2 separate regions of the Homo sapiens genome follow, and region 1 is linked to region 2. A link is a loop called in an ENCODE intact Hi-C map of the cell type or tissue named here. Cell type or tissue: Calu3. All regions are shown on one strand.

The links. A loop is a pair of places that touch in the nucleus more often than their neighbours do. Peaks named below come from ENCODE experiments on the same cell type or tissue, not always from the same donor. Only the 100,000 strongest peaks of a DNase experiment are listed, where the experiment ranks them.
Region 1: a loop joins it to region 2, with 4 times the contacts of the local background. A loop is called at or near these places in 1 of 110 quality-filtered maps.

The regions. Positions count from the first base shown.
Region 1 is chr18:47,823,414-47,827,413 of GRCh38, reverse strand. SMAD2 (SMAD family member 2) reads left to right here. Exons shown (of 11, transcript NM_005901.6): 11 at 1-4,000. Among named protein-coding and RNA genes, the nearest start is that of SMAD2, 110 kb to the left of the region's middle. In Calu3, no CTCF peak of the experiment used is centred here; no DNase peak of the experiment used is centred here.
Region 2 is chr18:47,880,309-47,884,308 of GRCh38, reverse strand. All of the region lies in intron 2 of SMAD2 (SMAD family member 2), which reads left to right. Among named protein-coding and RNA genes, the nearest start is that of SMAD2, 48 kb to the left of the region's middle. In Calu3, no CTCF peak of the experiment used is centred here; DNase peaks (open chromatin) are centred at 208 and 2,348.

The sequences.
Region 1 (4,000 bases), 57 kb after region 2:
TGTCTTAATTCACAATTTACATAGTGATTGGCTGGAGAGAGGTATTGAGCATAAATTTTTTTTTAAGATTCAACTGGGAAATGGATGATTTACATGATTTTAGTCTCTTTAGTTGTCTGGGTATTTCTTGACTGGGAATAGCAATATCTTAAAGGCCATTTTTAACAAGAATGCTAAGGATGGAACACTTGAAGGAAGCAGTCCTGTACAGTCAAATACTTCAGTTACCTTGGATAATAGAATGAAAACTCAATTGCCTACTTTGAACAAATTTTTTTTTTGGATTTTAATGGCTGGACAGAATAACATTCTGCTAATTTTAATCCTTGGTCATTTCCGATGTAATGGAAAATGCAGTTTGACTCAGAATCGGAGGCCTGGGGTTTGGACCCTGATTGTGCCAATTTATGTGACTTTAGATAAATCTTTTCATCAGTCTACCTTAAAGTTCTTCATTTCCTCCAGTTCCCTAAAATGAGGAAGTTAGTTTTTAGGGTGGTTATGAGAACTAAATGAGAGCACTTGAGAGATCATTCAGCCTGAAGTGGGTACTCAGTATTAGATGGCTAAATCTGCACAGTCTAGAATACCAGGCAAAGGTTACTCTGAAGGTCTTTGCTAATAACAAATCTTTCTCTAAGAAAGTTTGTAAATGTGATGTTAAACTCAGAAATGTCACATAGAACATATTGGAGCAATTATTGCCGCAAAAGTAACTCGTAGCAACCACAAAAACCCAGTGGTGTGCAGCAATAAACAGTTTATGAATTAGATAAGTGATTTCGGCTAGATGTCTCTGGAGCAGTTGTAGTCTTTCCTCGTTCATGAGGGAGTTGGCCTCACCTGGAAGGACTTGGCATTTTTCCACATGCCTCCTATCCTCCATTAAACAAGCATGTTTTTGTGGAGGTTGTAGAAGGCAACAACAGCCAAGCCCAATCCCATAACTCCCTTTCATGTCTGCATGCTTCATGCTAACTAGCATTCACCAGAAACAAGCCACATGGCTAAACCCAGTGTGGAAAGGCACTACAGAGTTATTAGACCAAGGGAGAGAACATAGGAGGGGTGAAGAATTGGAGCCTTAAATGCAGTCAATCTACCACACCCTTGCTTTGTATTTAACAGGTTACTGTACTGGTTTGCCAGCAAACAATGGAAAATGTGGAGAAGCTGAAGAATGCTCAAGCTGGGACTTAATAGAGTGGCCTATTTGGTTTGAAATGTTTTAACTTACAGAGCATTGAGTAGAAGCCTAATCTAATATACATAAGGAAGACAAAAGCAAAGGATTGTGTTTTCTATCTAAAGGTTAATCATTGTGGTTGCTCCTGGCCATTATCACATGACTGGAAGTTAACACTCTCCAAACGCTGAGCCTATCCTGTACAGCACTAGAAAGTAGAAAGAATCACTCAATTCAGGGAAACCGTTTTCTCTTAATGTGAACATTTACATTAATGCCATTTCCAAAACCTTTCTGGGACTTCTTAAATGCAAAGATGCTATCTGCTTTACTTCATGCTGCCTGTTTTTAGGAGCTTGGAGTGCTTTAGGAAGCTTCCCAATACTGGTTTAGCAGTAATTTGGTTGACTGATCAAGGCATGTTTTAACTTTGACACTGAAATTTTAAAAAGACAACAGTTATCTTGCCCGGAGAGTCAAGTTTCTGCTTCCAAGGAGGTCAGGAATTGTTCTCTTTGGTGATGTGGCTGTGCTTGGTAGCCCTTGAAAGTGGAGTCGACAGCAGTCCTCAGCTTTTGTGTGCCTGTCTTAGTCTGTTTTGTGTTACTATAACAGGATAGCTGAGGCAGGGTCACTTATGAAGGATGCTCACAGTTCTACAGGCTGGGAAGTTCAAGGGCATGGCCCTGGCTTTTGGCAAGGGCTTTGCTGCTGCTTCATAGCTTGATGGAGAAGGTCAGAGGGGAAGCAGACGTGCAAACAACCCACTTGTTCACAACAACCAAACAAGTCTCTTTTTAACAACCCACTCCTGGGGACTAATCTAGTCTTGAGAGAGTGAGAACTCATTGCAAGAGCAGCACCAAGCCATTCATGAAGCATCTGCCTCAGTGAACCAAACATCTCCCACTAGGCCCCAGCTCTCAACACCACCACAATGAAGATAAAATCTCATCATACATTTGAGGGACAGTTTGGGAGACAGACCATAGCAGTGCTCAGTATTTCTACCCAAATGTTCAGGTAACTTAATATATTTTTCCTTGAATATATGTTTAAATGGGCTTCCCTTCCCCACGCTCATCTTGAATGGTCCCACAACAACTTTTGATTATCACGTTCCTGTAAATACACAAAAATATTTTGTGGTCTTTTACTGGCAGCCCAGTGGATGGGACTTTAAAAAATCACCCAGATTCCAACAACCAGAGAAAACGACTGGTGTATATTTTTTCCAGTCTTTATTTGTATGTCTGTGTATATTCAATGGAAAATGTTTGAAGCTTCACTCACAGCACATTCCATTAGAGAAAGCTACTAAAATCATAAGGAAAATCTAAAATGCAGTAAGCCAGTCAGCAAGCCATAATGGGCATATGAAAACAAAGTTTTTTGCCATGATTTGTGGACCACAGAAGATCTGTGTTATTAGTCTATTTAAGTTTGGTGTTTGAAATTAAAAATGTTCGACATACTTTTTATGTTTTTTTTAAATATACTGTCTATATTTAAAATTGAGTATACTGTACTTTAGTGTGTTTGGAAGCAGATATCCCCAAATAAAAGTATACAGTAGAACCAAAGAATTTTATTGATCAGCTAGAATTTAGTTTTCAGGTGTAATAACTGTCAACCTAAATAACAGAGGCTTTCTAAAAGAAAATGATGTTTATTTGGGAATAGGGCATTGTGAAGGCAATATGCATGCCATAGTAAACTGTGTGTATTCAGGAAGGTAAAGGAAGACAGGTTTTTAAAGGACAGATAAAGATTATATAATTGTCTTGAAATAATTATTCTTGGCTACAAGGATTAATAACAAGGATGCTGCCAGTTCGGGTTTGGACAATCGGCTTCTAGGCAGATGTCCCAAAAGTATTTTCTGTGTAAGGTTGCGAATAGTGTTTGTGCAAGCTGGCGTGGTTTCTTCTGGGTCTTTGAGGTAGTGCGTAAAATCCCTCTCTTCATGGACTTCCCTGGCTCCATTTGTCAGGGCTTTTGGAAACATGACTCTTGATTCTGACAGCTTTCACCTTTCCCTCTCTTGATGAAGATGTTTTTCCGAAAGTATCTATGATGAATCATCTTGTAGTTAGGCTTTGATTGTCCCTTGGTGACAGAATAGACCTTTCCCGGGTTATTGGTCTGGTCCTGCATCCTGCATTGGCAGGAGTGATTGGCAACTAAAAGTCAGTGTTAAAACCCTTTTAGCCACCTTTGAGGGCAGGGAGGCTTTAAGGGAGTGGCACTTAGGCTAAGTCCACCTGGAGTCTATTATTAAGTCCAATTTTTTTTCCTTAGTCCTTTGTTGTCCCCTCAAAGTGCTGGGCTAGCATTATTCTGTTAGGAATTGTACTTCTTTCTGCAGAAAATTTGGCAAATAACAGATACAAAGTTTAAAAAGGAAATACACAAAATTAATAGTAATGTGACAATCCCAGTTTGCATAATGGTTTTGAGCCCTGAACCTAGGCTTACAGGCAACCAATTGAATAAATCAAATTGTAATACAATTCTTGCTCTGATGTCTTAGGAAAAATGTCTACAGCCTGAAATCATCAACTTTTTGTCCTGGTTTGCAGTTTGAATGTCTCTAGCTATGGCATTGGTTGGTATGGTGAACTTTTGTGTGACCCATACATCAGCATGAGACTTGCTCCTTTAAAAATTAATCACATCTTAGCTTATAGGCCTCAGAGCATGGGAGTAGTTTTTTTTCTTAGAGAGTCATAGCCAAATATTGAAGGAAATTAGGAGGATTCAGGAGCAAATCCAGTCTGCAGGTGGATAACAGGAGTTTCAAAACGGTACAGA
Region 2 (4,000 bases):
GCGGTTTAATATGTGTAAGAGCTTGGTACATAGTTGGTGCTTAATAAGTGTGAACTATATGTGGGATGGGATTTTATATATAAAATTTGATTTTGAAGTGAAACTGATGATGTCACCTATATTACATGCACCAAGAGGGCATGAAAAGGTTTATTACTCACATAATGATGCTGTCTGAGTAGAGCATGGCAGGCTTCCAAGTTGGTCCAAAAATGACTTGAGAGAGCAGTGATAGGAGACTGGCTTGGGGTTTTATGGTGATTAGGGAATGGGGCTGTGGGCTGGTTTTTACACTGTACATATGCTGAGACTTGCCTGGTTTGAAATTTCTCTAATATCAACAGGTGGAGCACCTGGGCTTTCTTACCAGCTTGCCCAGATTCGAGGCAGAAGGGGAAGAGGAAATGGTGGGGCTTGAAACCTATCAGCAGTCAAGTATCAGAAATGGAGTTGGATTTCTTATTCAACACAAACAGGATAAATAAAAAGAAAACCACACTTAGATATATCATGGTCAAACTCATGAAAGAGGGAATCTTAAAGCAGCTGGTGAAAAATGGCACGCAGCATACAAATGACAGGTGATCAGCAACAGAGAAGATTGTAAAGTGATATATCTAAATCACCAACATCAGGGAGTCATAACAATAAATTGTATCTGCTTAATAAAGGAACTTAAAAATACATGCAGCAAAACTGGGTAGAATTAATGGGACAGAATCACAAATCCACAATTGGAGAGTTCAATTAGAACAAAAAAATCAGTAAAGACATAGAAGTTTTAAGTTACATTATTAAGTTACATTATTAACTACCTACGTGATATTTATAGAATACTAAACCCAACATGAGTAGAAATACAAGCGTTTCAAGTGTTCATGGTAACTTCACCAGGAAAGACTGTTTACAGGGCACAAGTCTCAATCAATTTTAAAAGATTGAAATCCAAAGTATGTTCTCTGCCACCAATAGAATAAGAAATTAATACCAATAAGACATCTGTTAAGAATTGGAAATTAAACCTTAAAATTCTGACTTATGGGTTATTCAGGGGAAAAATGAGGTAAAATATATTTCAAACCAAATTATAATGAAAATACAGCATATCACATATGTGGGATGTAGCTGAAAGAGTGCCTAATGGAAAATTTTATAGTTTTAAATAATCTGCTAGGAAAGAAAGTTACCTAAAAAGATAAAATAGAAAGTAAGTAGAAAGAAGAAATAATAAAATTAAGAGTAGAAATCAGAAAGCCAAAAGCGAGTTCTTTGGAGAGATAAACGCTTGTTAGACTGATCAAGAAAAAGACAGAGAGCCCACAATCACAAATGACCTATATTGGTACTGAAAGAGGGATTGTCATGGTAGGTCCTACAGACAGTAAAAAGATTATAAGCAAATATTATAAACAATTTTATGCCATTAAATTTGATGACTAACTGTAATGATGAAATTTAGGTTACCCCCAGCTGATGCATGAAGAAATACAAGATCTGGGTAGCCCTATAACAATGAAAGAATTTGACTTCATAATCAAAAGCTTTCCTGCAAAGGAAACTTCAGGCCCACATGGTTTTACTGGTAAATTTAAGCATTTGTGCAACAAATATCACCAATCTTATAGACAATAAACTCAGAAAAATGTTGTTTTATGAGGCTCACATAACCCTGAAACCAAAACCTGACAAAGATGCAACTAAAAGAAAAGTTAAAGATTAATATATCACTAACATACATGAGAAAAGAATACATCATAATTGAGTTCTATTCCAACAAGGTTAGTTTATAACTTTCAAAAAGTAATCAGTGTAAGCCAGCCGCAGCGGCTCATACCTGTAATCCCAGCACTTTGGGAGGCCAAGGCAGGAGGATTGCTTAAGCCTAGGAGTTCAAGACCAGCCTGGTCAACAAAGCAAGACCCCATTTCTATAGACAGATAAAATTACCCACCCAGGCATGGTGGCATGCCCCTGTGGTTTCAGCTACTCAGAGGCTGAGGCAGGAGGATCACTCGAGCCCAGGGGTTCAAGGCTGAAGTGAGCTATGATTGCACCAGTGCACTCCAGCCTGCATGAGACATTGGGACCTTGTCCCCCACCCCCGAAAAAAGAAAAATTAATCAGGTCAGATGCGATGGCTTATGCCTCTAATCCCAGCACTTTGGGAGGCCAACGCAGTAGGATTGCTTGAGAGTTAAGGAGTTTGAAACCAGCCTAGGCAACATAAGACTCTGTCTCCACAAAAAAAAAAAAAAAAAAAAAAAAAAGCCAAGCGTGGTAGTACATTCCTGTGGTTTCAGTTATTTGGAAGGCTGAGGTGGGAGGGTTACTTGGACCCAGGAAGTTGAACCTGCAGTGAGCAGTGATCACGCCACCACACTCCAGTTTGGGTGACAGAGCAAGACCCTGTCGGGCAAAACAAACAAACAAACAAAAAAACTATGTAATTTACTGCATTAACCAAGGAGGGAAACTATAAGATCACCTCACTTGGTCAAAAGCATTTGACAAAATTCATCATCCATTCATGATAAGCATTCCCAGCAAATGAGAAACAAAGAGACTTTCTCAGTCTGATAAAAGGTATTTAAGAAACACTAACAGCTAAGGATTTACTTAATCATGAAATACTGTGTTTTCCCTCAAGAACAAGACAGGGATGTCTACTCTTGTGTCCTTATTATTTTAATAGAAGACCTAGCAAGCGCAATGAGTCAGGAAAACAAAATATAAAAGGTTTAAAGATCTGAAGGAATGTTTCAAAATTCTGTTTGTAGATGACATGCTTATTTATGTAGGAAATCCTAAAGAATCTATAAATATAGCCACTAAAACAAATGAGTAAATTTAGCAAGGCTGCACTTTATAGATTCAGTGTCTAAAAATCAATTGTATTTTTGTAAATACTAGCAGCAGACAAATAGGGGTGTTAAGAAAATTCATGAATAGTAGCATCAGTACTAAATACTTAGGAATACATTAAACACACACACACAATGACCTCTGCTTAAAATGCTGAAACCTTGCTGAGAGAAGTTAAACAAATGAAGAGGGAGTTGTGATTCTCATATGGCCAGGTATGCTCTTACCAGACTGACACTCCCTCAATAACAAACTGCACAAAATTCTAAAAATAACATGAAGTACTGGAGAATAAACAAAAATAGGCATGTTTTAGAGGGGATTGACACTCGGAAGAAGGAAATGGCGTAGGCGAATTTTCTGTTTTACAGCTTTTGTCCATGCAAAGTGTGCAGGGTAGGTAAAATTCCAACACAAAACCAAGTCTTTCTGGCCTTGAAGCACCATAGGTAAGACTTGGGAGAATCACAACTATTGGAGAGTGAGGAGTGAATATCAGCAAGGAGAGTTTCAGAAAGAGAGCCCTGGATTCTGCCTACAAACTTTGCCAAAATCACCTGCTGATCCCACATGTGTACGGTAGACAGTACAGCCAGATAATCAGCCTGATTTGAATTGCTCCAGGACAGAGTTTGTGGTTTGAATGCAACCAGGTTAGTTGTCTGGTGAAACAAAAATGAAGACTTTTGGAAGATTGTAACAGAACCTCTAACTACCATCAGATAAAATTCACAATGTCTAGCATACAATCCTAAATTACCTAACATACAAAGAACAAAGAAAATGTGACCCTTTATAATGAGGAGACCAACCCTAGAAGACCTACATGTTGGAATTACCATGCAGTAAACTGATGGATACACTTGTGAATTGGAAAACTCAGTAATAAGTTAGAGTACTTAAATTACCCTGACTTCAAGACTCACCTTGAAGCCATAGTAATCTGTATAGTGTGATACTGACATAAAAACAGATAAGATAGCCCCACATAGATAAACACTGTGTGCCTATATGATTTTCAACAAAGTTGCCAAAGCAACCCAGTAGGGAAAGGAAAGTCTTTCAACAAATGGTGCTGGAACAGCTGAATATCCATGTGGAAGAATGAACATGACTCCACCTTACACCAGTGAAAACA